Linked DNA regions of Mus musculus: regions 1, 2, 3, 4 and 5 are each linked to region 6. Evidence: chromatin loops called from intact Hi-C (ENCODE). Cell type or tissue: left cerebral cortex. All regions are shown on one strand. Region 1 has its middle 55 kb from the start of Gm33041. Region 2 has its middle 110 kb from the start of Gm33116. Region 3 has its middle 95 kb from the start of Gm33116. Region 4 has its middle 86 kb from the start of Diras2. Region 5 has its middle 95 kb from the start of Diras2. Region 6 has its middle 42 kb from the start of Gm33116.

The links. Hi-C counts contacts between places; a loop is a spot of excess contacts. Peaks named below come from ENCODE experiments on the same cell type or tissue, not always from the same donor. Only the 100,000 strongest peaks of a DNase experiment are listed, where the experiment ranks them.
Region 1: a loop joins it to region 6, with 6 times the contacts of the local background. A loop is called at or near these places in 4 of 42 quality-filtered maps.
Region 2: it touches region 6 in a loop (2.2-fold over the local background); 4 of 42 quality-filtered maps call a loop at or near these places.
Region 3: it touches region 6 in a loop (4-fold over the local background); 4 of 42 quality-filtered maps call a loop at or near these places.
Region 4: a loop joins it to region 6, with 6 times the contacts of the local background. A loop is called at or near these places in 7 of 42 quality-filtered maps.
Region 5: it touches region 6 in a loop (4-fold over the local background); 6 of 42 quality-filtered maps call a loop at or near these places.

Annotation. Positions count from the first base shown.
Region 1 is chr13:52,165,308-52,170,307 of GRCm38, forward strand. No RefSeq gene overlaps it. Among named protein-coding and RNA genes, the nearest start is that of Gm33041, 55 kb to the right of the region's middle. In left cerebral cortex, no CTCF peak of the experiment used is centred here; no DNase peak of the experiment used is centred here.
Region 2 is chr13:52,342,828-52,347,827 of GRCm38, forward strand. No RefSeq gene overlaps it. Among named protein-coding and RNA genes, the nearest start is that of Gm33116, 110 kb to the left of the region's middle. In left cerebral cortex, no CTCF peak of the experiment used is centred here; DNase peaks (open chromatin) are centred at 2,804 and 3,356; H3K27ac peaks cover 776 bases.
Region 3 is chr13:52,326,676-52,331,675 of GRCm38, forward strand. No RefSeq gene overlaps it. Among named protein-coding and RNA genes, the nearest start is that of Gm33116, 95 kb to the left of the region's middle. In left cerebral cortex, no CTCF peak of the experiment used is centred here; DNase peaks (open chromatin) are centred at 1,654, 2,328 and 4,595; H3K27ac peaks cover 1,780 bases.
Region 4 is chr13:52,442,732-52,447,731 of GRCm38, forward strand. No RefSeq gene overlaps it. Among named protein-coding and RNA genes, the nearest start is that of Diras2, 86 kb to the right of the region's middle. In left cerebral cortex, no CTCF peak of the experiment used is centred here; DNase peaks (open chromatin) are centred at 2,998, 3,634 and 4,258; H3K27ac peaks cover 1,441 bases.
Region 5 is chr13:52,433,214-52,438,213 of GRCm38, forward strand. No RefSeq gene overlaps it. Among named protein-coding and RNA genes, the nearest start is that of Diras2, 95 kb to the right of the region's middle. In left cerebral cortex, no CTCF peak of the experiment used is centred here; DNase peaks (open chromatin) are centred at 2,116, 3,097 and 3,750; H3K27ac peaks cover 966 bases.
Region 6 is chr13:52,273,241-52,278,240 of GRCm38, forward strand. No RefSeq gene overlaps it. Among named protein-coding and RNA genes, the nearest start is that of Gm33116, 42 kb to the left of the region's middle. In left cerebral cortex, a CTCF peak has its summit at 2,591; DNase peaks (open chromatin) are centred at 469, 813, 2,138 and 2,597; H3K27ac peaks cover 822 bases.

The DNA.
Region 1 (5,000 bases), 110 kb before region 6:
ATTCTAAGTGGGGCTCTCTCTGAACCTTGCAGCACAACACAATACTCTTTCATGATGTCCCGCAGTGGCTGCAGCAGCGCCAGCTGACATCTCAGCCAAGCACAGGCCCCAGAGGGTGCCAATCTAACCCTCTCCAGTGCACAGTGTTGTTTGGTTACGATCCTCCACAGGGTATAGTCATGATGCTGGGATATATATTCCTTTCAGCTTACGAGGGGTTCATAAGGATGATGTCCATGCACGCTGAGGACCACCTGTAGAGTACTGGCTTTATTACTTGCTAATCCTCTGCTGTGAGCTTGTATCCAACACCAAGGCATCATCATATCCACCATAGTTCAGAGGAAGATGCAGGTACTGGTTGCTTTTGTTTTCCATTGTTAACTGTTTTAAGTAGTGCCAAAAAAAATTTTTTTTAAGAAGGCAGATATCAACTGTCACAGGAAGTGCCATTTAAAACACATCAAAGGAACTGATTGCCAGAACCCATGTACACACAGACACACACACACACACACACACACATACAGAGAGAGAGAGAGAGAGAGGGGCAGGCTGGGCATGATGGTAGACACCTGTTACCCCAATACTGGCAAGTCAAAGACAGACAGATCTCTGGGGCTTACTTGCCACCTAGCCTAGCCTGATTGATAAATTCCAGGTCCAGTGAGAGACTCTGTCTCAAAAATATAAGAATTAAAAGAAGAAGAGAAGGAGGAAGAGGAGGAGAAGGAGGAAGATAAAGAGCTATTACTGTAAATGTAATTCTCTGCGGAGCTTTCTATGCCCCCTATGCTCCCAAATAACTGCAGGGCATTTATTTCTACACCCCCTTAGCCCGTTTTAGCTACTGAATAAAGACACCGAGACCTGGTGTTTTAACTAACAAGCTGCAAGCATGAATAGCTGAGCAGATTCTGATCTACTCTAACCCAACTAGGCTGCTATTATGTAGTCAAATGATCCTTTCTCTACATCTGAGTCTTGCCCTGGCTTGCTCTGGTCCATGTGTGTCTTCATGGCTGCTCTCTCATTGTGATCACACGGAGAGGCCTCCTGGACCATCCCATAGTTTCTCCGCATCCTCTTCTCTTCCTTCATCTTTACTCTTCCATTACTTCCTAGGGTCCCATGACTGGGATCATAAGTCCAGCCCTATTTCTTCTGCCCAGATAACTGGCTGATCAGCTCGTTTGTCAGTGAATCAAAGTGATGGAAAGCAATTTTTACATAACATTGAGACTGGAGATGCTTGACCAGGCCTTCATCCAGACCTTTACTAAATGTCTGGGTATGGAAATCAGCATGTGAATACATTGTGTAAGACCTTCTTCCAACAAGCTATAGCCATATAGTCTTCTGGCCTTCATAACTATACACATATACATAATGAGACAAACGGCAACCTGCTAACTACAAGTCACTTCCCATTGTGAGGTCTTGAGGAAGGTTCTTTTCTAGAGGACAGAATGTGGAAAAGACAAGCTTCCATGACCATGGAGAATCAAGCTTGAAGCCCACAAAGAGTTGGTCTACTTAGACTGCTACCCGCAAGGAGGGGAAAGCTGTATCTAGGGTGTAGAGCTGGTCCGAGGCAAAGTGGATTTGTACTTAATTTCCCAACAACCAAATATTTGCAGCCTAAAGGAAACTCCTGTCCCTGCCTGTAGCCCTAAATTATCTGTCTTATGAAGTGCTAATGGAGTCTCAGTTTTCACACAAGGAAGTTGGATCAAATGCACATTCAGGGAATGGGAAGAGAAGGAATTTGAACACAGTAGTGCCCTTGTCCATTCTTGAGGGCCATTGTTGTCTGAAATATTAGGTGGAAAAATCTAGGGAAAAAAATTATAAATTTTCAATTACATATTTGTACTGGCTGGTTTTGTGTGTCAACTTGACACAAGCTGGAGTTATCACAGAGAAAGGAGCCTCCCTTGAGGAAATGCCTCCATGAGATCCAGCTGTAAGGCATTTTCTCAATTAGTGATCAAGGGTGGGAGGGTCCAGCCTGTTGTGTGTGGTGCAGTCCCTGGACTGGTAGTCCTGGGTTCTATAAGAAAGCAAGCTGAGCAAGACAGGAGAAGCAAGCCAGTAAGTAACATCCCTCCATGGCTTCTACATCAGCTCCTGCCTCCAGGTTCCTGCCCTGTGTGAGTTCCTGTCCTGATTTCCTTTGGTGATGAGCAGCATCGTGGAAGTGTAAGTTAAATAAACCTTTTCCTTTCCAATTTGCTTCTTGGTCATGATGTTTTGTGCAGAAATACAAACCCTGACTAAGATAATATTTTTAATAACACACATAGCCCCTTTCTCCCATCTGGAACATGATTTACCCTGGTGCCCAGTGGACCCAAGTTGAGTTTGCTACTCACTCATTAGTCATTTGGTAGCCATCTTCGCTACAGTCACAATGATTGTGTTCCAGATAGCATTATTTAACTTAATCATGGCCTGAAATAAAAGTGTTCATTATAGCATATGATTATGAATCTTTTTTACTTTATTATTATTATGGTTTGGGTATATATATATATATATATATATATATATATATATATGGCTCATGGTCACCAGTTAGTAGACAAAGAGGCAGGGGTACCACTGAGGCTCACTTACCCATCAAAACAGCACCAAGCATGTCATTTCTGCTTGGTACACAGCTAAGTGAATAATACTCTGTGATTCTAAATTTCCCAGCCTCCTCTCAAGGTGCCAAGAGTCTGTGCCCCTGGCTGGCTTGTCACCTTATGGAGAATAATAGCTGGCTGCACGTGTGTGTGCTACTCTGCAGATAAACCCCTCCCCACCTCTGGCTACGTGAAGGACTGATTTTCCTCTATGACATATCTTTTCCTCTTCAGTTCTAGTTAATGCTAAACATGGGTGTTTTGAGGTCTGCACCTGGCTTTTCATGGAAACCTAAAAATAAGAACTGAAAGCCCTTGCCTTATCAGCAGGGATGCCTTGCTGTAGGCCCAGCTGCCCTCTTCTTCCTTTCAATAAGGCAGCAGAGCTAAACATCGTCGAAGCAATTGAGTGTTTCCGTGGAAGATTGGGGAGGTCATTACAAACAAAACGGAAGGAGATGAACGCTAATATATTTCTGCAATACCCTCTGCATTTCATTACATCCTATATATACTCTTTGAAATAGCAGACCCATGCTTAGAAAAAAAATCCAATCAGTCAAACCCATTCTTCTTCTGTTCTCTTCATCCATCCCTGGAAAGTTCCATAAATCCAATTTTCGACTAGTATATAGTCACAATGGCATCCTCTCGAGGAAAGAGGAAAAAACCTGCTCAGATTGATTTAAAATGGGCCCTGCAGCCCCAGCAATGTTGATTAAGAAGCTCAGTAGATTCACAGGGCTATAGGATTTCCAGTCTATTGTCCTGGCATCTGTGTTCCATCTCCTTAGCCCTCAGAGCCTCCCGTTAAGGTCAGCTGAGGTCAGTATAGTTCTGGTCACCTCAAACACCATTCCTAGGCACAGAGCTCTCCAGAAGAAGAAAAGAGCTTGCTGTACCTTCTTATGGAAATTGAAGCATCCCAGCTGCCACCTTTCTGGATGGCAGCCTTTCTCCTCCACTGCCCTGAACATGGACTGATGGTAGCTCATTGCACAGTCCTCTCCAAAAACCTCTCTCATTCAAAACACACTGTCTTGGATAAGGGCCTGATTTCCTTCCTGGGATCCAAGTGTTGACCACCTTTTATCAGAACTTGCTCCCACAGTGGAGCATAAAGGCCCTATTTCCTTGATACTGTCAGAGAGGCAATTCAGTGGGGATTCATCAAGAATTCTGGGTTCTGTCTCCAGAAACAAGACTTGATTGGGGACACCATAGTAGAAGCACAGAGATAATACTTTTCAGTATAGTATCACATGTCAGAGTAGGGAGGACATTTAGCAGCTTAGTGGCAGGGATAAGGTTTCATGGGTTCCTTGTGTAGGAGGGAAGAAACTGAAGTAGAAATATCTGGAGGTTCTAGCAAACATGAACCGTTAAAAATGTAAGTGTGTGCATCCTGGCACCTAATAGTGCTAGAGAAGTAGCCCATCACCCATCCATGCTGTAGCATCCCTACAAAGGACCCTAGCACATGGCTCTGACCTTCCATAAGATGTCTCTTGGAAACCTGGAAGAAGGTTCTAGACTGTTTGCATCAAAGTGACAGTGCAGAGCCACCACAGCAGGATGGAGGAGACATCGGGACACTTGGAGAAGCAGATGAGCTAGGCGAAGCTGGGAAAGCCACCAAACCACAGCGTTCCTTTGGGGGACCTGGATGAGGGAGATGCTGTCACTGAGTGGAGCTCCCTGTGGTCATGGGAACGACAGGATCCAGTGAGCAGGTGATGGTCCTTAGCTGCCAAAAGTCAGGGGTGAGCAATTAGCAGAACTAATGATAAGTTGAGAATAGAAGCCAGTGCTGTACCTGCAGAGAGCTGTGGAGAATTTCACACATGGAGCAGTTAGATGGTAGCCAAGAACGTTGTCTTGATTTCTGAAGCAAGGAAAGCAAGGTGCATAAGGTTATGAATGAAGACAGCCGCCCGTTCCAAGCCACAGTTCGTTCTACAGATTGAGTCTATGCCATCCACTCAGTGACTGAAAGAAGGCACAATTGCCTCACAGATAGGCCCTACAATACATCAGTCTTTCACCCCAATCATCCCTGGGTCAGAAAACTAAACCTGGCTGTCCAAATCCACCCTATGAGCTGCTTTTATGGAGAACACTGGAACAAGCCAGGCCAGAAATTCCTATTTATTTTCCAGGACTGCCTTGAGCTCATTATGGAGCTGAGAAGTTACAGCAGAGATTGGCCATCCTGCAGAGCCAACAAGACTCTACTAAAACCTTTACACAAAGACTCTTGGCTTGGTTTGTCCAGTGGTCATTGGTTCTTCTGGTGCTAGGCCTGCTTTGATGCCAACAGCCCAAGTCAGAGGCATCTTTATGCTTCTCATATAAGTGCTGAGCACCTGG
Region 2 (5,000 bases), 70 kb after region 6:
GGTGCACTAAGACACTTTGAAATAAGGGCTGGAGAGATGGCTCAGTGGTTAGGAGTTTGTCCTCTTCCGGGAGATCTGAGTTTGACGGTGGCTCACAATTGCCTATAACTCCAGCTCCAGGGGATCCAATGTCCTCTTCTGGCCTTCTTGGGCACTTCGCTTGTGTGCACAATCCATCGTCACACACGTGTGCACGTAACACTCATGTGCACAATAGTTACACACATGTCCACATAACTAAAAAAATTGTTGAAAAAAAATTTAACAAGCAGTGTGATTGATAATTTTGTAACTTGATCAATGGAGCCATCTGTGACGGCTGTGTATTTGACTTCAGTTGTTCATTGATTATGGCCTTGATTTACTGACTTGTTTTGGTGAAACATGTATTTAACCTAATAACAGCTGGAGGAAGGGGATTTGAACGGGAGGTATGAGAGTCCCTTCTAATTACACCTCTGCTCAGCACCCACAGCGGCTGCTTTTACCTAAACAACAGGTCGTATTTCCTCTGACTCATCCACCACAGCTGCCCAGGAGCTACATAATACATACTTTATTGCTATTTTATTTATTGCTGGGGTTACTAATTTTACTACTGAGAGTATAATGTTACATAAATTTTGTTCTTTCTTTGTTTATATTCATATATATATTTGAATAAATGCAATTAACAGGACAGGTATGTGGTAAATCTTTTTTAGAAACAAAATAAATATGTTGTATTTTTCCATCATTGGGCAATAATTACAAACTTCCTATTTGAAAGATATAGATATGGACCTTCCCACAAGTTCGGGACAAATGAATAAATTACTCTCACCTTCATTTGTACAAATATTTTGGTATATTCATTTTTGGTTTTGGTTTTGTATTCTGGATTTGAGAAAAAAGTCAGGTTGGGCGGGGGGGGGGGGATGTGTAGGTACCATTTGAAAGCTGGAGTGTACCAGGCATTTTAGGGCTACCTGCTTTTAAGTCTCCATAATTATAACTGATGGTTACCCGGAATGTACCTAACTTAGCCTTCCTTCCCTCATCTGTGAGTTGCTGGAAGCATGTAGCATAATGAGTAGTGATGAGGTTTGGATAAAATAGCCCATGTACACCTTCTGGAAGGTTCCCAACACACAGCAAGCACTTGTACTACTTCTACTGTAGCATCCTCCAACTTGCATTCGTTGTGATATGTGAAGTTCCCAGGAGCAAAGAAGAAGAAGGAGAAGGAGGAGGAGGAGGAGGAGGAGGAGGAGGAGGAGGAGGAGGAGGAGGAGGAGAATGAGGAGAAGAAGGAGAAAGAGGAGGAGGAGGAGAAAGAGGAGGAGGAGAAGGAGGAGAAAGAGGAGGAGGAGGAGAAGGAGAAGGAGAAGGAGGAGAGGAAGAGGAAGAGGAAGAGGAAGAGGAAGAGGAAGAGGAAGAGGAAGAGGAAGAGGAAGAGGAAGAGGAAGAGGAAGAAGAAGAAGAAGAAGAAGAAGAAGAAGAAGAAGAAGAAGAAGAAGAAGAAGAAGAAGAAGAAGAAGAAGAAGAAGAAGAAGAAGAAAAGAGGAGGAGGGAAAGGGAAATGGAGAAGAGAGGGATGGGGAGGGGCAGGGGGAGGAGGACGGGGAGGGGGAAGGGAGGGGAGGGGGAGGGAGAAAACCTGTTAAGGATTCCACAAAGCCAAATGAGCAAATGAGAAATGGTGGAGAGTAGATTGTGCAATCCAGAGCCAAGTTACCTTGGGCCACTCTTAGTTCCAGCCATTCCCTGCCCACACCATGTGTGACTAATACCCTTGTAACTATCAAGACCTTACAACACATCTTTAGCAGATCTAGGCATCTTTAGCAGATCTAGATTTCACTAATCCAAAAGCTAAGGATGCCATCAGAGAGCACCTGAAACCTGCAGATCAGTGTCCCAACCCTGCTCGGCTGAAACTCATGTAGCTGTTTATTTGGTAATGTTGTGCCAGGAAGCGTTCTTGAACCCCAAAAGACCAACCAATGTCACTTAAATGTTCCACCTTCTGTCTGTGTCTGTGTGTGTGTGTCTGTGTGTGTGTGAGAGTGTGTGTGCGTGCACATGCGTTTCCAAGCAGCAGAGCCTTCTACACTCAATGCTTTGGGTTCAGGTAGCCAGCCTGGTTCCTATGGTGGCTTCCTGTTGCATGTTCTGATATTTGGCAGAATGCTCACCAATGAGCACTTCTCCTCTGGCTACCTTCATTGTGAACAGGGGCTTGGAATGTTTAAATGACATCACCACTATGACTCACCAAAATAACTTGGCATTGGCCAGAATGACCAACTGGTGGTTGTGTATTTTACTATGGCTCGCTGGTGCTCTGACAGGCACATTGAATAGTATCTGCAAAGATTTCAGTGGCTACCTGTTCATGTCACCATTCATTATTCTATGCTGTGATGCTGAAGGTGACAGAGACTCTTCCTTCCCACCGGAAGCCATGCTGGTGAGGGACAGAGGAGCAATTGTTAGTTATCCTGTCGCACTGGAAGGCACAGTCACTTAGACTATACGGTTTTTCATGATGCCGATGTGGTTCTTTGATGGACCCTCCCACAGGGGATCTGTGGCAAATAAGGTGGGCTCTATTGGAGACGGTTCCCCTCTTATCTTAGGAGGATCTAGCCTGGTCTTTAAACACCTTGTGTTTCCTAAGATCTCTGTGCTCCTAACGCATGCAGAGGCGTTCGTCAGAGCTCGAGCTCATTCACTGTTCCAGGCAGCAGCTGCTATTATCTGCTTCCTTGGAGCTGTTTTAACTTCTCTTAGGTTGGATAAAAATGCTATTCTTAGCCCAGTGTTTCTTAAGTCGCCAAAAGGTCTTTTTCCCCCCTCCCAACTCAAGTCTTTGGAAGCAAGGCATTACACTTCTTGTCTCTGCATCACTCCGTTAACTCCAGTCAGATGACTTGGAAGCCCCTCCCATTGTGTTGTCTAAACACTCGGCCCCTGCTACAAGCAAGGAAACGATTAACTTTGCTTGGAGGCTTTTTCTTGGGCAAGAGGACTCTGTGGTCGCTCTCACCATGGTACTGCCAAGATTTTCTTGGCCAGTCATTCTTGACTCAGCTTGAGGACCGGATGTTGCCATCTCCCTGGCCGTGCTGGACAGCTCTTTAAAAGGTTTTGTGAAGCGAAGTGTTTGGGAGAGAGGGTGCAACATAATGGATAAAACCAGCTTCAGGCTGGGCCCTCCACCTGGGTGAAGAAAAGTGTAGGAAAGAGACGATCACACCACGGGAGGCAAATTGTGTGCCTTGCTCTCTAGAATAGGATAAGAAAATTCATGTGGGTGGAAACCCCAGAAAAATGAGTGAGCCCTAAGAGAGGCTCTACATTTAAAGTAATCTGTATTTAAAGATTCGCCAAACAACTAGGCTTATTCAGAGCTGTATGGACAGATGGCATAGCAAAATCAACCTTTAAATTTTGCTTAAATATGGTGATTGAATATGTTATTCAAAAAGGACGATAGTAACAAACTTCCTCACATTAAAAAAAAAATCACTGCTAGTGGTTAAGTTGCAATTTCGTGGGCACATGTGTGCAGGTCTGTAGATGTATGTGGAGGGCGTGTTTAGAGATTCCTAGCCTTTGGGGCTGTGAGCTGGCTCAATAGTCAAGAGCACTTGCAGCTCTTTCAGAGGATCTAATTTCGGTTTCCAGCATTCCTGTTGGACGGCTCACTGTCATCTATCACTCTAGATCCAGGCTCCAGAATGCTCTCTTCTTCTCTGATGGTAACCACATGTACGCAAACTTACATGTACACATACATACATACACACACACACACACACACATGAAATTATCACCCTGCATACTGTTAGCATTCTGTCTAAACTCCACCCCACAATTACCTGGTATAGCCAAGGAGGCCTGGCCCACTATAAAAGGGACTGCTTGCCCCCTCCTCTCTCTCTTGCTCTCTTACTCTTGCTTCCCTCCTGCATCTCTCTTGCTCTCTTGGGCTCTTCCCTTCCCTCCTCCCTTTCCCATCCTCTCCCTTCCTTTCCTTTCCCTTCCCATCCTCTCCCTTCCTTTCCTTTCCCTTCCCTTCCTTTCCCTTCCCTTCCCTTCCCTTCCCTTTCCCTTTCCCTTTCCCTTCCCTTCCCTTCCCTTCCCTTCCCTTCCCTTCCCTTCCCTTCCCTTCCCTTCCCTTCCCTTCCCTTCCCCACCCCTCTCTCTCTGCCTTTCTCTGACTCTACTACCCTCTTAACTCCCCTCCCCATGCCCTGAATAAACTCTAGTCTATACTATACAATCCATTGCGTGGCTGGTCCCTCAGGGGGAAGGGATGCCACAGCATGGACCCTCTGAGACACCCCCTTCCCCCATACCTTACCATACCCCCATAGAACATATCTTATATCTCTTTATCTTTTTATATACATATCACATATTGTTGCACAGAAGAAATTCAAGTCCCTTACATGAAGGATGCTTTAATCAAACTTTATTGCAATGTGGAACAAGGCTCCCAGGCACCCAGAGAGTGCTCTCATTTAAGAGATGTAGTTTGACCTAATGTGCTGAAGTGTCACCAAAATTAGGCAAAGTGAAAGCGCCAGCTGTCATTGTGATGCTGTGGCATTTGTGTGATGCAGTCTCAAATTCAACACGGATCCAGAGCAGCGCAGTGAGATAACAGAATTTGTTACATTTTTATAAAATATCACTTTCATCTACAGAAAGCCATGTATTTCTAGCCTATCAACCTTGCAAAGAATCAATCCACCAGAGAACAAGGAAGTCGGTAGTAGACCTGTAACCTCACCAAGACTAAGTAGGAGAGCTTCAAGAGCCAGGAACCAAAGATTAAATGAGCCAGTCTTCTGCAAAATGCTTTGATCTCTCCAGCATCCTCCAGCATCTTTGACTCTTGTCACAGAGTAAGAGGCTAAGAAGCCTGGCAGAGAGCAGCTGCCGGGAGTCCAAGAAGTTGGAGGGGCTTAGATAATCACATAAGGCAGGCACATGAATGCTGATGATTG
Region 3 (5,000 bases), 53 kb after region 6:
GAAAGCTCTCAGCTTCTGTTCCATCACCATGTCTGCCTTTCTGCTGCCATCTTCCCCCTCAGCATGAAATTCCTGGCAAGGCTGAGGGGTTGACATGTAGGACACAGCTTGCAAGAGGCTATTCAAGTCATGCACAGTTCCACCCTCTATTTCAGGCTAGCCCTCATATCAGCACCCTTAGATGGACTTGACAGTCACTGGAATTCTTTCTTCCTCTTTCCACTGTGGCTACTGTGAGAAAACCTCTTTGTGCCACTGCTTTTCAATCTTAATTTTTCTTTTTAAAACTGGTGGCTGAACCGGGAGTGTTAGGGCTGACAGTGTCCCTAAGGATTCTGGTGACAGGCAGAGATGACAAGCTATCACTAAAGGCAAGTGATAGTGAGTGACTGGATCTGCCTCCAGGACACACAAAACGGCTCGGTTCCCTTCAGCCTTATATGCAGATGCTGAGGTGCTTAGTGGTTTTATATCCTCTTGTGAGTCCACGTCTAGAAACTCAGACCAAAACAAAAGGTTGTTCCTTTTCCACTTCCCACACTTCCAGTTAGCTGTGGTCTCTGTGGTGTGAAACGTTCCAGAAACAAACACATCCCAAGCATTAAGCGTCGCACTGTTCAGCTGCCATGTCTCTATGCTGCCTCGGGGTGAACAGACCTTCGTCACTATCAATGCTAAGTAGGTTCCCAGTCACTCGCCTCTTAGTTACCATCATGGGTGTCAACTTGGTATCTCAGGACTGCAAAACCTGTGGTCTAGTACCCTGTTTTCAAACTCCGTAGCAACCCCAAAGCTTAATAATGTCAGTGCCACCAGCTCAGATCACCTGAAGAGAAGGTGTAATTCCTTCAGGAGAAAGGGGGAGAGCCCTCCAGGATTAAGGAGACAGAAGAAGCTTAAAGTGGCTACATCCTAGAAAGAAGTAAAGCATACCCTTTATCAAGCTGGGTACACCGAGGCTGCAGACAGCTCTGGGAGCTGAGGATAGGAGTCCAGCTGACCTAGGTCACAGACTGTGTTTCTCCCTTTCAGAATTCAGCATTTGTCCTGATCTCTGAGACACATGATTGGCAAGAAGTCAGCCCTCCTGTGGGTTTACAGCCCTTCTCTTTCTCTGGTAGCTGGGGAATAAACTCAGGGGCATACCTAATTTCAGCCCTTCCTTGTGTGTGTAGACCAGGTCGCATGGTGTAGAGCATCCCTGACCTGAACACCTGCCAGAGCCGGAAACTCCTTTTGTCCTCAGGAGCTGATGGCTCTCCCTGCAGACGCATGCACGTGGCGGCTGTCCCTTCTGACACGGCTCCTTTGGGGGCCTTGAAGCGTCCCCCTTTCCCGTCATTACACACAATGCTCCCTCTGTGATGATGTTCATTCTCCTAGCAAAGCTCCTGTCCAGGTTCTTTAGGTCATGTTCTTCATCTTCCCAAGGCCCCGTTATGCTGCTCCTGGTATGGCTCCCCATGTCTCCTGAAATCCTCTTTAGGGCATGTATGGTACAGGTATGTATTCATCTTCATGCAGGAGGGTGTGCACATGCGTGTGAGCCTCATTCTGGCTCCTCCTTTAGTTACTGAGGTGAGGTGAGGCCTCTTGCTGAGCTTAGAATCTGCCCATTCAGCTGGTGGAGCTAGCCAACTTGTTTGGGGAATCCCTGTCTCTGAAGTCTAGCATGGCGTGTGGCCACACCTGCCCAGCTTGTAGAGATCTGAACTCAGCACCTCATATTGCGTGACAAGTGCTTGACCCATTAACCCAATGATCCAGTCCCCTTCTAAATCTTATTTTTATTTATATATTTTTCTCCGAAATCTTTATTTTTCCCATCTGTTTCTAGCCTTTGAATCCTTTACTCTCTCTCTCTCTTCCTCCACCTCCTCTTGCTTTCCTTTACTTCTGAACAACCTGACTCCTACACCCTCACACAACATTTGTAGGATGAATAGAAGACAGCTCTAATTTTTAAATATGATCTACTCCTTACCGCATCTCTCAGACACAATCCTGGGGTTTAATTGCGGTCTATATGCAAATCCCGCAGCATTCTGTCCAATTTTCTGTATCATGATTCGTGCACAGACACACTTGAGGAACTGCCCAAGTCTTGTTCTACCAGGAGCCTCCCAGAGGGACATTCATCATCCCAGGCTCCACGAGGGCCTCAGGAACGGTGTCTATGGTGGCTTCCTAGAGGAAGCATCAGCGAAATGTGAGAATCCCAGGCCCCTTGTTCTGAGCTGGCTTCCCACTCACAGCCCTGTTGTACTGTTGTTGCTCCAGGCGGCTCTGAAACTGCTCTGCCTTCTTTTATTTCTGATTCGTGCTGCACTCAGCCCAGAGGACCAGTTAGTTACTGGTGCTTCCCACATCTTCGTACTTCCCCCGCAAACAGAAGAGCCCGGCTGTGGGAAGCAAAAAGAACATCAGTGCCCAGCCAGTTGAGAAACACAAAGGAGAATCTCTCTCTCTCTCTCTCTCTCTCTCTCTCTCTCTCTCTCTCCACACACACACACACACACACACACACACACACACACCTCACCTACTATGTGGACATTGCTGGTTTCTGCTCAACTAACTAGGGAAATCAGTGGAAATTGCATCTAGATTACCTCTCTTTGTAGACTATAACATATTTTTTTAACCTAAAAGGGGCAGAGGAATCTTGTGTTTCTTTCTGGGTTTTAAAGATTTACCTAAAATCTTTTTATTTATTTATTTCACACCGTTGATAAGAACTTTACCAATCAAGCTGTCTCACCATCTCTTCAGCCCTTACCACTCTTACCAGGAAAGCCTGTAAACTGTATATTTGCCATCTGAGGAGCCGTGGACTTTGGCATGTCATTGCCCAAAACACAGCTCTCACCTCAAAGAGGATAAGCAATGGTTTATTCTGGACCCAAAACTGAATTAAAATGGCCACAAAAACCTCAAGTTTAGGTTACCCCACTTCCAACATAGAAGTAGTTTCACGGAGCTTTAAAGCAATATAACAACGACAGCCAGGAATCAAGGCAATTTAAAAAAATTCACCAGTGGAGGCATTAAAGAGTCAAGTTACAGCAGGCAGAAGACTCTCAGGCCTTGGGTGCTATGGGATGGCACTCTCAGCCCTTGTGTTGGTGGAGAGTAGGTTTTTATTATGCTGACACCTTCTAAAGGTTTCTGTCTATCAGGATGTTAGGTCTGCAACAGAACTGAGCGAAGAAGACCTTTTTAGGGGCAAAGATAGCTGGAGAGAAACAGCGATTAGCCTGTGGGAGCAGCAACATCCCAAACTCTCCATAGTCAGTGAGGTTTTTATCAGCGCACGATAAAAGACAGCTTCTTTCCAGGAATTCCCACTTGCAGGCAGTACAGTGATGCTGGGGCCACAAAATGATCCAGTAATTGCAGAACACAGCTTTAGAACATTCTTACAAAGGCACTCCCCGCAGGACTCGAGGATGCCATTCTAACTATTTTCCAAGAGAGATGAAAATTTGCATCTACTCAGAAAGAAATGTATAGAAGTTTCCAGAGGCAGCATTTGTTTTTTGAAGGTTGGGAACATTAGAAATGGCTTTTGCTACTGCAGACAAGAGCCTCCAGCTCTGAGGAGATAGTTCAGCCAATAGAAGCCATACTTTGCAAGTGTGCCGAGGGCAGATCCTGAAGTTAAGTTCCTGGGGCTCTCTGACCAATCAGCCTAGCCTAACAGCAATCAGAAGGAGTCTGTGTCAAAAAAAAACAAAGCAGACAGACTATCAGCAGCTGAGGAATGACACCTGAAGTTGTTTCCAGGCTTCCACATGTACACACACACACACACACACACACACACACACACACACACACACACACACACAGAGAGAGAGAGAGAGAGAGAGAGAAAGAGAGAGAGAGAGAGAGAGAATTCTACTCAGAGTTAAGAAGATAAGCTTGCAGACACTTACAACTCCATAGGTGAATCTAGAGCTGACCGGGAGACTTTCTGTAGGATTTTATTTACCTGGCATTACACAAAACGCAAAACTACAGGTTTAGAAAACCGCAGGGGTGGCATGGACTGGTGCTGAGGAGAAAGGCATGAGGAAAACCTGTTTGTTCAAATTCATGTGTGTACAACATTGTGATAGTTTGTATAAGCTCAACCCACCCAGAGAGTGGCACTATTAGGAGGTGTGGCCTTGTTGGAGTAGGTGTGTCACTGTGGGCGTGGACTTTAAGACCCTCATCCTAGCTGCCTGGATGTCAGTATTTTGCTAGCAGCCTTCAGAGGAAGATGTTGAACTCTCAGCTCCTCCTGCACCATGCCTGCCTGGATGCTGCCATGTTCCTGCCTTGATGATAATGGACTGAACCTCTGAATCTGTAAGCCAGCCCCAGTTAAATGTTGTCTTTTATAAGACATGTACTGGTCATGGTGTCTGTTCACAGCAGTAAAACCCTAACTAAGACAAACATTCTTCTTGTTTTTGAAAAAGCCAAGGTGAACCATGTAAAGCACTCACAGAGAGCTGTCTCTCTTGCCTATGTTGAAGATGCCCGCACTGCTGTGGCACACAGATGGCGTTGGCTGGGGTAGGAAGGAAGCATGGTGGGCGTCCGTTTCCTGCCAAACACTCACATGCTGCCTACCAAGCGGGAGGGAGCTGAAGTAGGAGTGGAGAGAAAGGTGAGTGAGGAAATCAACCAGTCTTGTTGCTTCTCTGCTCCATCTGGCAGACACCTCTTCTTTCTGCAAAACAAAATGATATCTTTTACACATCACTTCTGACTATTTTTATTTAGATGCCTGGAGCATCTTTTATAAAAATCAACTCTGATGCAGAAAATAAAGATGCTAGGGTTTATACATCGTGGAGAAATTAAAACCCTAGAGATGTTTTGGTATGCTTGCACCTTACTCTCTTTGTGATTCACCCTGGTCTTCGCGTGTCAGCACACTGAGTGTTGGGTTTTTTGGTGGGTGGGGGAGTTGGGGTTGTTGTTGGTTTTCTGGTTTGTGTCTGTTT
Region 4 (5,000 bases), 170 kb after region 6:
TGGGACCATTCTGGGTGTAAGTGGGGCTTGGAAAGCAAGATGGGTTCCCATCACTGGCTCTCTTGCTCCCCCTCTTACCATGTGTATGTATTGTTTATCTCATCAATGTAACAAAATGACTGACAAGGGCAAGATAAAGATAGAGGGGTTTTCTTTGGCTCACAATCACAGGCACTCATCTACCCATGGAAGAAGGCATGGTGGCTGGCACAAGCTTGGGGCAGCTGGTCACATTGCATCTACAGTCAGGAAGCAAAGAGACAAATACTGGTGCTTAGCCCCCTCTCTCCTTGTACTCACTTCAGGACTCTAGCCCACAGGATGGTACCACCCATATTCACCTCGAGTCTTACCTCAGTTAACTACCTCACAGGCATGTCCAGAGGTTTGTCTCCTGGGTGCTTCTAGATCCTGTCAACATGTCGGCCAGTACCAGACATCACGGTACTTGCTGCTTCTTCAGCATCTTCCTGCTGTGTGATAAGTAAGGTTCTCAGAAAACCTTCATGACCAACCTGATGAGGAAACCTGAACTTGGACCTTTAACTCCCAGAATTTTGAACTCAGTAGCCTATTTTCTTTATAAAACCATTCAGTCTCAGATCATTTTTTTTTTTTTTGGTGTCAAAACAAAGTAGACTCAGACATCACCTAAATTGGGGTACCAGTGATGTGGTAAATGTTGGCGCACGCGTGTACACACATCACATCACACCATATCACATGAGCTGAATGAACTACCAAACAGAGCATTGCCTAAATTCCTGGTAGAAAAAAAAATCATGCAATGTATTGAATTTGTAGTTACTTTAAACTATTATATCCTTGGATATTTGAAGAATGATTGCTACACTCAGAGATGAAGTTAGTAAAAAAAAAAAATAATAATAATACATGCCAGAGAATGGTGACTGACAAGTCTTCAATCCTAAATGAAGCTCTGTATCACTCCTCCACAAGGCTCCAGGACCATAACAGAGAAAAACAGGGAAAGCCAGTAAAAGCCAGAGATCGGGGGGCAGGTTATGTGGTAGTGTCATCTGGGCATGACAAGGCCATCACACTCATGAACACACAGCAGTCATTGCTGGCTGCACAAGCTCTACAGAGGATTGGCCCAGTCAGTATCCTAGCTGTGAGGTTAGCTTTATTTACAATATGCTGGAAAACCAAAAAGAAATCAGGGCCACCCAGGGCAATAGCAGCGGTTCAGCTCGAGATGGTGATAGTCAGGCCCAGTTAAACCCATATGAGAAAGAAGAGCAACTCCAAGAGGTTTCCAGGTGCTGAGAAAGTACTCTTCTCCCACTGACTAATGGTAAGAACAGGACAGCACCTCAGAATCTAGTCACTGCTAATGACAGGCACTGGAGGAGCCCACCCCTCCTACAGATGCTGACAGGCACTGGAGGAGTATGCCCCTTCCACAGATGCTGACAGGCATGGCAGACAGAATTTCTCACCTGGGATGTGAGGTAAAATCAGAAGGTATTTATGGGGAGGTAGAGGCACCAGTCACTTACTTACGGCTCCCCACTTCTTTCCCTGCCTCCCACCCAGAGAGCCTGGCTGCAGACTCTGGCTGTGAAGCCTGCCCTCACCACCCACCTTCAAGGGATAAAAGGATGGAACCACCTTCTAGCACTTGGGCTCTGGTTGTCTTTGGAGACACCCTGCCGTCATGCTGTCTGTCTCTGGTGGCGGGTGTGGAGAGCTGTGCCTTGAGCAATCGCCATTATAAGACGGCGCTGGCTTCCACTGCGCCTAACTAGTAAACAAGCCTTATGCGCAAGTGCAAGAGTAAATTCACGCCCAGTCACTGTCCATCTCGGGGCGTAGTAATGGGGTGATGGGCAAGCAACTAATCAGGTGCTGTCACGCCACATCAGGTGCTGAAACGTCACTCTGCGGGCTATATAAGCAGCACCATTTTCCGGGTTCGGGGTCTTCCTTATGTTGAAGCAATAAAAGCTTTGCCGTAGAAGGATCCGGTTGTCCGAGTGAATTCTTGCCGGCGAGATACTAGCTCGGGCAAGAGGCGGGTCTTGAACTCCCCTCTGGGATCCCACCGTGTTGCCTCCTTGTCCATCTTTCCAGGGCTAAAACACCGGAGTTTCCGGTAATCTGTACTTCTGTCCTCTTGAACTACCCACTGCCACAACCAGAACCTGATGGTTATCACACCGATACCTTAAGTTTCACTTGCATGTCAACAGCACTCTTAGTGGATGCCTATATGGGACTGTTCACAGGTAAGACTCGGGAAAGATGGACGAGAAAATCCAACAGAAACCTCCTGCCCCTCCCATTCTTTGGACGGAGAGGGATAACTAGATGGGTGGGTGACAAACTCCATGGATGCAGATTTGGGGTAAGCAAAGCTCCCCCTCTCTCTTGTCTCTCCCTTTTCCATCTATGAAAACTGTCTTCGTTTTGGAGCCTGCTGAGCCTTTAGGATCTTTGCTTGTAAATCACTACTTTCCTCAACAACAAATGGCTGTGAGCCACCATATAGGTGTTAGGAATTGAACCCCGATCCTGTGGAAAAGGAGTCATTGCCCTTAACCACTGAGCTATCTCCCAGCCCCATGTGTCCATGTTTTGATTTTCCTGAGCCTCTTGTCTGCTCCCCTCCCCCACCCAGGGAAATATTGTATGATCCTTACTTTTACCTCTTTTACTGACTTCATTTTTTTCCCATCAGGCTTCCTTTATCATGTATTTTTTAATAGATGAGATGATTCTATTTTACTCAGCCACAGAGCGCCTAAGTTGACTTGACATATCACCCCATCCTGAGACCCCACTATTTTCTGCCTTCTGCCCACCTAGACTAGCTATTTCAGTTGGTGTTGTGTGGCTGTGTGAGCTGCGGTTCTCCCGTGGGGACTCTGGGAGTCATGGATTCTGCTTTTGTAGCCGTTCTTTTTATAATTCTTCGTGTTATACTCACTCCTCTTTCTGAATCTAGCGCTCTCACGGAGCATCTGTTGGCTCCGTTATGACTAAGAGAAAATTACCAGTCTTCCACTTCCTCCCTCTCCCCCCACCGCCCCCGGGCTTCTCTCGGTTTGGTCCTTATTTTTAGGTCTAGTGGTTCCCTCTGAGCTCCAGCAACTACTCAGGAGGCTGCTTTATGCTCTCCCTCATCCCTTATCCCTTATCCCTCCTCCCTCCCTCCTTCTCTCCTCCCTCCCTCTTTCCCTCCTCTCTCTCTCTCTCTCTCTCTCTCTCTCTCTCTCTCTCTCTCTCTCTCTCTAGGTCAGAATCTCATGTATCCCAAGCTGATTTGAGCCTCTTATTTAACCAGGATTGACTTAAACTCTTGATCCTCCTGCCCCCTGCTCGGGATTTCTGAGATTCACCAGTCCGGGTTTATCCAGTATGGGGATGCAGAGTTTGTTTCCCTGCAGGCTAAGTGAACACTGGACCACCAGAGCCTCATCCCTCCTCCAGACTTTCTTGCTGACCTCTGGGTGCAGGACAGAGCTGCTGCCAGGGATTTTTGCCTGAATTTCATTTCCAAACACTCTCCATTGCTTCCTCTGTGAGCCACACACCTTTACCACTGGAACCTAGATTCAAGCCTTCTTTCTGCAAACCACACACAATGGTTACCGCTGTGATTGACATTCAGGTCCCCGTTGCAAATGTTTCCAAATTGAAATTCTCGGTGGTGATGCTTTCTGAAGCTGGGATTCGAGCCCGACTAGACTGAGAGAGTGAAGCCCTCATGAACAGGATTAATGCTTTACAAAAATAGGAGTTGAGTCCAAAGGGAGCCCTCCCTCACCCCTCCCTCCTCCTGAAAACACCAAGAGTTGGGCCAGAGGAGACCTGCTTTAAGCAGGCAACCCAATACATGTGACCTACTTGAACTCCTCCCTGTGTTAGACACTCACATCTGACTTCTCTGAGAGAAGCTTCCCTGCATTGATGTCTGGTGTCTTGGCAATGTTACTGCAGCTACTGTAGCATATAAGTGGAATTACTTTTTTCTTAGGATGACGGGGGTCCAGGCTTCTTTTGGCCCTCCCCTCTGTGTTACGGGTTTCCTTGTTGTAGTTTGGTTTGCATGGGGATGGGAAGGGGAATCAGGGTTGTTTTTATTTTTGGTTTGTTTTGAGAAAAGCTATCATATATCTGCAACTGGTCTCCCACTCTCTATGTAACTGAGGATGACTGTGAACGTATGAACATCTAATTCTCATAGCTCTGCCTCTCAAGTGCTAAGATTACTGTCATGAGTCACCATACGTGGTGTATGTGATGCTAAGGTTCAAGCCCATGCCTTGTGAAATCTAAGGCAAACCCTCCATTAACTGAGCCATAGATCCATAGCCACAGCCCATTGAGTTATGCTATGGCATACATGCACACACATGCATACACATGCACATGTGCACATACATGCACACACAGAAACATGCATGCACACCCACACACATACCCACATGCACACACGTGCATGCATAAGCATATAGATACACATACACACATGCACACACATGAATACACACAGACATGCATGCAATATGCACTCACATGTGCAAATACAAAGGCCCACACATATACACATATGCACACACATGCACACATGCACATGCATACACACATTTTTTAAAAAATTTAAACCTAATATTTTACATTTTTAAAATTTATAACCCTGTGCCGTTGTATTTTTTTATTAATTTGAGGAGATTGTGGCTTTCGCTGTGGATGTGCAGGCTCTGCTCCTCAGGCTAGAAACACCTTCATGCTACAGTGAATGTATCCCTTTCCCTCGGAAGGACCCACAACACTGATCCGTGTGGACCTACCTGCTCTCCATCAGTGCTATCTGCTCAACTACATCCATTTCCTTTTCCTCCTTCTGCACGCAGAGAGAAGGAAAGTCACACCTTCCCATTTGGCTCTGCAATGTATCTACGGTTTAAAACAAAAATCATAAAATCAAAACCGACGCATGAGCACAAAAGGAAGAAACTAAATAGAAGCTT
Region 5 (5,000 bases), 160 kb after region 6:
GCTTCCTCCTGTGGCTTAAAAACCACATCAGGCTAAACATAGACCCTTGGTTCTGGAACCATAGATCTGGACCTGTTCTTTAGACCTTGGAAAAGAAGCAAGCAGACTGTTAGTGGTGTGACGTGGAAGGTCTTAGCACAGAGCCGCCTGCCCTGTGGTTCCATAGTTCTCTGCACGATCCTTCCAATCTGAACCTCTCACTGAGCTTTCCTGACTTCCTCCCCAGACTCTGACAACATCCTCTACTGTCTGCTTCTAGCCCACCCTTCTCAGAATCCACATAATGGGGCATGCTCGAGACCACTCCTTCTAGGGTCACAGACATCTTCAGGGTCATGTCCTCTACACGGGTGCAGCGTGTCATCGGCAAACTGCCTTCCCTACTGCGTTTCCCTGAAGACTCCATTTTCCATGCCTTGTCATCTCTGACCCAGAGGTTGTGTTGTCTTTATTTGGAGGTAAGGTAGCAACTGCTAAATAATGACTAATCTGCCTCCTTACCCCTTCTAGCCCCTTCTGTTGTTGTTAGAGGCTCATGGCCACCCCCCCACCCTCACCACACCCTGGGCTGGTCCTTGTTGGATGTAAGACCAGTTGATTTTTCTTCAAAGTACATATCCCTGCCATTTTCACTTTTGGTGTTTTTGTACTGAGGAGGGTGAATAGAGTCCATAGCATCCTGTGTTCTTTCACTGGGCTGCAGGTCAATCTCATTCATACCTCTAGTCCTGTTGATGCTCTCAGTAGCCTTGGCATCACGCTGTGGCCCCAGGATCATTCACAATTGGTGTCCTCCAATAACCACAATGCACTGAGGTCTGTGTGACTGAAGGTGATGGAGATACCAGTCTTCCTATCTTAGACTCTACACCATCATCCTGTGGGGCAGAGTTCCCAGACCAGCTGACATCCGGCAGCTTTATGAACCAGGTGAGCTGGACCAAGAGGAACCCTTGCTGCTTCCTTCTTCATTTACCAGGAACATGGGCAGGGCAAGTTTGCTTCCTGACCTCCTAAGTGGGAAAGGGAGGATGGGGAGACATGCAGGGCCTTCGAGTGACAGAACCTTTAAAAACACACTGTCTTTCTGTAGGTATGTGACCGCACCCTTTTTCCTGTTGGCCTCAGCAACAGGAGAAATGGGCCCATTAGTCCCTCAAGTTTGCAAGTTTTCTTCTGCCATGTGGCCCAAGTCATATACAGGGTGCTCAATGATGGAGGTGGACAGGATGGAGCCTGTTTCCATGGATACTGGTAGCAAACCTGCATTCCAGATATCCACGAATAGACATTCCTCCTCTATGTGCCCCACCTTCTCGGGTGGGGAACGACACCTCCATGTGATGCCAGAAATAAAAAATAAAAAGGCAGGTTTAGGAGGTAAGTTTAAAGCAATCAGGTCCTGCACCATGAGAACCATAGCTCTCTCAAACACCCTAATAATGAATCTTGGGGTCAGAGATAAGAAGACCAACCCAAACCCCAAAGCAGTTATGTTATGACAAAGCATGAGAGAAACTGGAATTGGAAATAAGTGCACTCTAAGAGGACGAAACAAAGCCCAAAGAAACAAAGAGCTGGAGGTTTGAAAGGATGAAATAAGTCCAAGAAACCCATGACCAATTACCATCGAGAAGACACAGATCAATAAATGAGTAGGATGCACGGAAACCCTAGGGCAAACTTGAAATCCAGAGGACTGACAGTCTTGAGAGAAGGTGATGACTAGATTCACAAAACAGATTGATCTAGGGGCTATTACACACACACCACCTGCTGCCTTCCTGCCGCTACATCTGGGGGTGACATGCAGTCAGTATGATACAAAACATCTAAAGAGATCAGTATAAGGACCAGATGGAAAGAGTGATACCATCTTCCTGACAAGGACATCCCAAGACCAACTGATTGAATAATAGATCTTACTCCTAGGCCAAATAGAACACTGACAGCCGATGCTCCTCAAGCTGTTCTGCTGAAGAGACATGCTGAGATCACTCCTAACTTAGCCTACAAAGCACCAGGGACGGCATTGCCTTTGTCACTGCCTTGAGCACATCTTCAAAAGATAAGGCTTAAGGGAGAAAGGCTTGCTCTTCTCTCCAGCTCTCAGAAAACAGGGAAGGCTTGGCAATGGGAGGAGCTGTGACTTGGGAAGATGGATCTGAAAAAAGATAGTCACATGACTTTGGCAGGCTCCTACTGCATCTACTTACCCAGTTATCCTCCTGCAGTGTTCCACAGCCCTAGGGTTTTGTGACCTCCCCAGACAGGATTCCCTGCTGGAGAATACACATTCAGACTCATGGGATGCTGTAAAACCCTTCACCTCAAACTTTCAGGATGACGTTTTAACTTTTATAAACTCAAACTGCCTAACAACAGGAACAACAGACTCAAGAAGTCTGTGCTCACCTGGGTCAGGACATGGTAGAGAGAGAACCTCCAGACTGCTTCAGTGGCCTCTCACTAGGACTCTACCGCTCTCTCATAACTCACTACTACTACAGACCCCATCGTCTCTATATTCACAGTACACGCTTACGCAATGAGGGGTTCAATCACCTTTGCTTTAAACTTATTCCGAGGGCTTGAAGGTTGGTGGCCCCTCACTGACCCTGAGATACTGTGACTAGACACTCCATTTCCAAGACACCCCATGGCACGTGAGGGACATCTATAGTCCTACAGTTCACTAGCTCAGCTGACTTCCAATTCTAGCAAGTCCTATTTTGGGGTGAGGTTGTCAATGGTAGCACAAAGCAACTTTTTCTGTGGACACACCAGGCAGTGTGTCCATCTTCTTCCCCACGTTTCTGACTGGCTCTGGGTAATCGTTTAGTCATGCCATTTCCCAGGGACTCGATAGGAGGTGACAGACAAAAGGGTCTTTTAAGTACTAGACTGGGATTCAGGAAAGTTATGTGTCTATCTCAGTCTGGCCTCTTCTTACTCAGTAAATCAGCCTTCCGGAGTGTTCTTGTCAGTGTGAGGCAGCATCATGCACAGGGAGAAGAGACAGAGGACAGCTTTCCCCACCATTCCTGGTCCACTCTCAGCTCTCCTCTAAAGGGTTTGATTTGCTCCCACCACCACTCCACCCCCCAAAGCACTCATCTGGGAACTTAACGTTTGTATGAGGCAACCATACTGAGACTCTCTCTTCTCTCATTTTGATGATGATCTCTATCCTTTTTCTCCCCCTGGAAGACACGGTTTTGTGGCTATACAATTGTAGGACTCCACAGAGAAATAGCAAAATTACCCCATCTACCCACTCCTGGCTGCAGTGATTTTTATTGCGAACTCTGTTTTAATCCTTATCTTTATTTCTCTAGATAGGAGTTGCTTTCTTCCTCACCAGGTTTCACTTGGCTTAGGCTTTCTGAACTTACTGAGACAGGCCTAGGCGTGTTCTTTTTACTCATTACCATCTTGCATGCACATTTGAGGAGTGCATCTCTTCATGTGTGACATGTGGTGACAGAGAATTCAGGCAGAGACTGTAGGGCAAGGCTAGGGTGGTCAGCTGAGGAAGGACTGCTGGACAGAGGCAGCCTCTCATCTGATCCAGCAAGCGACAGTGACAACACACATCAGCAGCATTGCCACACAGAGGGTTTTAGCGCCGAGACCCAAAGGATGGGAGATGCCTTCGAAGCAGCTCACTGCTGACGTCTGTCCGCGAGATCCTGCATTCTATGTATTTCTAGTAACTTGGTATTTTGTTCCCATCTGGTAAATGGAATCTCAGATTCCCTTCTTTTACTGCACTTGCTTCTCTTTCTTGCTGATTTTAGCAACCACCTCCTACACTTCAGCCATCTTTAGCTCAATGCAGAGTTAGAAACCTTCTAAATAAGCAACTGCTTCCTTCCAAGTGAGTGGGTGTGGAAACCCTAAATACAAAAACCTTCTGCTACTATAGTGATCGCAAGGTGGCTTAACCTGATATCATCGCTTGTACTTAAAATTGTTTGAAGGCCTACAAACGGTTAACAAGTTCTTTGGCACTTACTGATGCATTAATAATCTCTGAAGTCTTGTTAAATTGATAAAGATCTTTAAATTCTTTTAAAAATTTTTATTTGCATGTTTGAGTGTGTGTATGCGTGTATGTGTCTGTGTGAATCTGTGTGTCTGTGTGCCTTTGTCATACATACACAGACACACACACACACACAGACACACACACACACACACACAGACACACACACACACACAGACACACACACACACACACACACACACACACACACACACATCACATGTATAATGATGTCTGAGGAGGCAGCAGAGCTGTGAGATTCTTGAACCTGGAGCTTCCTGACTTGGGTGCTGAGAACTAAGCTCCAGTCCTTGCCTGGACTGGACTCAGCACTAACTGCTGAGCTCCTTAAATTCACTCTTTGTGGATTTCAAATCACATCTGATAGTATGCAATGTGTTTCCACATTAGGGTGCCTTTTGTATCTCTGTGAAATTGTCTGTAGCATCCTGCATAAAGTACTTGTTGACTATCCCCTTTGGAAAGGTTCATGTTCTTACAACTTGTGAGTGATATTTAATATTGTAACATTCTGGAAAAAAAACCACTATGCACATGTATTCTAATTTTTTTGTTTCGATATACAAATTTCCAATAAATAAATCAGAAATTATTGAATACTATCATGCGATGGTACTTTTAATTGTCTATCTAGAATTTTCTGGAAGTAGGGCCTCTGAAAATGTCTGTGAGGGACTGTCTTAATTATATTAAATGTAGGAAGTTTTGCCCATTGTGAGTGGCACCATTCCCTGGGCCTGGGGTCCTGAACTGAGTGAGTATATAGAGGGAGTTATGTACTAGTGGGCATGCAGTAGTTCATTGGTCTCTGAATGGTTAGTGGATGTAAAGTGACCAGTTCTCTCAAGTCTTTGCGGCTCATTCTGTGATTTACCTGTAATAATGGGCTCTCACCTATGACTCTGAGCTAACTCTCTTAAGTTGCCTTTTC
Region 6 (5,000 bases):
ATCACAGTCAAGCTCTCAAAATTTTGCCTCCCCAGTGGCCATGCCCAGCAGCCGGGCAGAACGCAGAGCCACACCCTGAACAAAAATCACACATGCCTTAGAAAATAATCAAAACCCTTTCTATTCTTGCCCTATGTGACTTTGGACCAGCTTACTTGAAAAGTTTTGTTTGTTTGAAAGATTTATTTTATATATGCTTATATGTGTGGCATACCTGTGTGTGAGTTTACACAACTGAAGGCAGGTAGGTGCCTGCGGAGACCAGAAGGGGAAACCACATACCCGGGAGCCGGAATTATAGGCAGTAATGGGCAGCGTGATAGGGATGCTGGGAACTGAACTCTGGTTTCTTCGAAAGAGAAGCATGTGCTCTTAACCACTAAGCCACCTCTCCAGCTGCTACTTGGAAAGCTTTAATTAGTTCATCACAACCGAGAACACACTAGCAATCGGCGTGGTTGGTGTTGGGTGTTTCTTCACTCCGCAACAGAAGGAATCAAAGCCCTCTGTGCTAAGCCCCAATGATGCCACCTCTGCATTTGAAACATGAACTTTGAGGGCTGGGTAGATGGCTCAGCAAGGAAAGAGGCCTCCAGTTAAGCCTAACAACTGAGTTGTACCCCAAGGGAGAGACCTAACATAGAGAGCCAGGTCCCTTCTGACTCTCCACTTGTTCTTTGCACCCCTCCCGCTAACACAAATAAATCTAACAAACACGCTGAAGGACAAACTTTGCCGTCGCTTCCACAGATGCCGTGTGGATTTTAAGCCTGGGGGAAGATGGCGTGTAGGTTTCCTGCTATTCTAGGATTTCTCCGGGGGTGGATTTCTGTGATGGAAAGTGGAAGACTCGTCTCTGCCGAGGGTTGGTGGGATGATGGAGGAGGCTCACTGTGAACTGCTGAGATTTCTCACATAGTGTGGAGAATGGTTACCAAGCAGAGGTAGGGGTGGCATGGGGTGGGGGGAACAAAAGGTGTCCGTTTACGGAAAGACTTGAGGTGGGATGTGGGGAACTGATAAGCTCTGTCAAGAACAGTCTTGCCAACCTGTAACTTCACAGGTGATGGGTCTTTATTGACCTCTGCCTTTGTGCCAGGCACGGTTCCTGATGGCATATTAGCAGGAGCTAAGTTAACAGCCTCAGGGATGCAGTTTCATCACGTGAGTGGGATCATGGAAAATGGGGCCAGAGGGTGAGATTACTGAGCAACAATGAGCACAGAAAGACACCCAGAGAAATCCCTACCGTGATGAACAGCTTGACCCACTCTGGGAAATCTTATATTTCCTGTATTAATTGAGTTATGAGTGCATGTATGGGTATACATGTATATGTGTATTGTGTATGTGTGTGTGTGTGTGCGCAAGTGCACTTGTGTGATTGAAGGCATGTGTACAGCTGTACAAAGAGAGGTCAAAGGTCATCCCTTAGGAGCCACCCACGTTGGGTTTTAATTTAAAAAAAAAGATTTATTCATTTATGTGCATGCATAATTGCTGGCATGAGATCCTGTGCCCCATGTGCACGAAGGAGCCCCTGGAGGCCAGAAGAGGGCATTCCCCTGAAACCATAGTTAGGGGTATTTATGAACCACCATGTGGGTGCTGGAACCGGACCTGGGTCCTCTGCAACTGCTGAGCTATCCCTATCCCTTGCTTTTGAGACAGGGTCTCTCACTGGGACCTGGGGTTTTCTGATGACAGTGGGTAGAGTGACCAGCAAGTCTTAGGATCTGCCAATTCCCACCCCCATCCCCCACCCCCAGTGCTGGGATTACAAGGCTACAATGGTGCCCCTGACTTTTTATACCATGTTGGGGGATTGAACTCAGGTTCTCCTGCTTGGGTGGCAAGCGCTTTCTCAACCTGAGCGATCATCCCAGACCTTCGTTGCAGGAAGCTGATGTGTAGGCAGGACTGGCTTTGGAAGAGCAGAAAGTAACTGGACCGTGACAGCTTATGTGGCTTGCCTGTCCTCTGGAGTTCGGGTTTGCCTGTCTCTGTCTCTGCTAGTTGTCTCTAGCCCATAGGGAGACACGCCAGGAGCAGATTGTTTGAGTAACCGGGCTGGAAAGAGCTGCAGAGGTGGTGGTATACCCTTCATTTATAACATGCAGTGGGTTCCTAGAGATTCTGGGAGTGCCTGCCAATGCTCTAGGCACCAGACACAGATCCTGAACACTTTGAGCTTGTTGGTAGAGCAGGGAAATGTGGAAGAAGCCAGCCCATAAACCCACAGATTGGAAGACGCGAGTACAGGTTGGTTGTGTGTTGTGGGGTGTGGGGGTGTGTGCTGACACAGCAGTGGGCCAGGGGCAGCTGTTTTCAGGGTAGCTTTCTTCTGTCTGTCTTCTTTATGTGTCTTCAGAACTCATTCTGGTACCTGCCTGTTTGGACTTCACCCTGGTGTGACTGTCACATTTCTGACCTCTATCTACAGTCTGGAAGGTCAGGTTTTGCACCTAGGTCATGGTCACACACTGACCCCAGACAAAAGGTGATTTTTTTTTGTGAATTTAAGTGATTCCTTCCCAGATGTCAAGCTCCCTGAGAGTCAGCTTCACACCACTGCTCTTTCTAAGCCTTACAGGTAGGGGGCGCACTAAAACAAGTTTTCCGATTCAGAGGGTTGCGCTGTGTGATATAGGTCTACTTAGCAACAGAGTGCTAGGGAAATGTCCGCGTGCAAGACCTGACTCACACTACCTCTCCACCTTTGTTCAACCCAGAGCCCAGAGTGGGTTCAGGAAGTCGATTTCTAGCACATATACATTGCCCATGATTCTCATGAGCAGAGGGGTCCAGCGATCCTTTTATGTACGGGTGTGTGTGTGTGGGGGGGGGGGGTGGGGTGCGGTGGGGAAGCTGGTTCTCTGGGTTCCTAATTTGCACGGAAGGCCTCTCTGTGAGGCTCAGTGGGGATCCAGAGGCAACTAGGGACAGCCTGCTGGGTCACCTCTGCTGTGCGGGTTCTCACTTTATCACTTATGCAGGTGGTGTGACCCTGTCTCTTTTCTTTACTTGATTCCAATGGCAGTGAGCCATGTAGCTATTTCAGTGTCCTCCTGCTGAGGGTGGGAGTGGGTTCCCTCAGCTACTGCCGCCCCCTCACAGCCGCTTTCCTGCCTCCTCATGTAACCCAGCCTTCTCTGCTGATGACCTCATACCCCCTTTTGCTGATCCTTCATTCTACTCCTTCTTATTTCATCTGATCAGTGTTTCTACCTTAATGCTTCAGTTGGGCATGGTGACCTAACATGGTGGGTTGTGTGTTGTGGGGTATGGGTGTGTGTGCTGACATAGCACACAACCCACCAAAGTCAGGTCAGCCTGGGCTATGCATGAGTTCAAAGCTAGGCTGTGAAAAACCTGTCTCCAAAACAAAACAAAACAAACATAATAAAATAAACAGAAACCACCAAAATCTGGAAACAACAGCACAAGAGCACATTTACTGTCTCCTTTGCCATCTTCAAAGCTACCAGCTTTCTAACTTGCTGACCCTTTCCACCCAGTGTCTCACCCCTGCATCCCTGCCTCAGCTTCATCAAGCACAGGGTTGTCTACTGTGTAGCCACTCCCCCTTTAATACACCCATTCATAGCCTGTGCTTCTCTCCAGCCTTTACTTAACCTCGCTAGAATAACTTCAGCCTGTCGGACGGATGTTTTTGTACCCTGTGTGAAGAAGATGTGTCTCTGTCCTTCCTTGACTGCCTAAGGCATCTTCTGATTGGTTAAAACAAAACCACCCATAGCCTATGGCAAAAGGCAGGATAGTAAGTTGGGACATCCAGCAGAGAGAAAGAAACGCTGGGAAAGACTCAGGGGTGGGGATTTGCCATTCAGACTCAGGGGAAGCCGGACTTAGGAATTTGGTTGAGAGGTAAGCAGCCAACGTCACAGAATTTAGATGACTATACATGGGATAATTGAGTTATGAACTAGTTGAGGATGAGCCTAACTTAGGTCTAGGCATCTGTTAATAAAAATAAATCTCTGTGTCATTATTCGGGAGCTGGGGCAGGCATAGAAAAGCCAGAAAGGTTACATCAGCCCAATTCCCATCAGTTCTAACAGTACAAGGAACATAGGGAACTGTAACACCAGAGCCACACCCTCCTGTGGTTACTTCTCCAAACTTTGTGGTCCAGCACATGACAAAGCACTTCTTGAAGCGTTATGTCAATACTGGGACAGCATCGTGTCCACAGTGGGACAGCATCACATCCATACTGGGACAGCTCCTTCTACTTGCCATTTCCTTTCTGCCTGGAGGCCACTTCCCACCCTGATGATCTGGCCTGCCCATCCCCCAGGCCAGTGTGACAAGGCTGCATCATGGGATGCTCGCTGCTCTCAGGCCTCTTTCTCACCTGGTCCCATGTCCATCTCAACTCAAAAAGTTCTTCCTCTACTAGATTCTTCAGCATAAGAGTGCAGTAATTCTTCCATTAACAAAACATCCCTGCAAAGGTTGCCTTGACTTCTTTCTTTCTCTAGGCACTGCCCAGAGTCTTGCTGGTTTGGGTACAGAAAGTAGTTTTCACCTCAAAGGAAATAAGAGAGTTTACTGTGGAGTCAAGTCTGAGAAATGCAATTCAAGTTTCCCCAAATACCTCCCTCCCCCTCCCTTCTTCCTTTTTCCCTCCCTCCTCCCCCCTTCCTTCCTCCCTCCCTCCTTCCTCCCTTGCTTCCCATCCCTCCCTCCCTCCTTTCCTCCCTCCCTCCCTCCTCCCCTCCTTCCCTCCTTCCTCCCTCCCTTCCTCCCTCCCTCCTTTCCTCCCTTCCTCCCTTCCTTCTTCCCTCCCTCCCTCCTCCCCTCCTTCCTTCCTCCTTCCCTCCTTCCTCCCTCAATTCCCCTCCCTCCCTCCCTCCCTCCCTCCCTCCCTCCCTCCCTTCCTTCCTTCCTTCCTTCCTTCCTTCCTTCCCAGTGCTCAGTTCATGTTGCCCAGCATCGCATCTACGGAATCCAATAACAAGTCCTTAGTTTTCTCT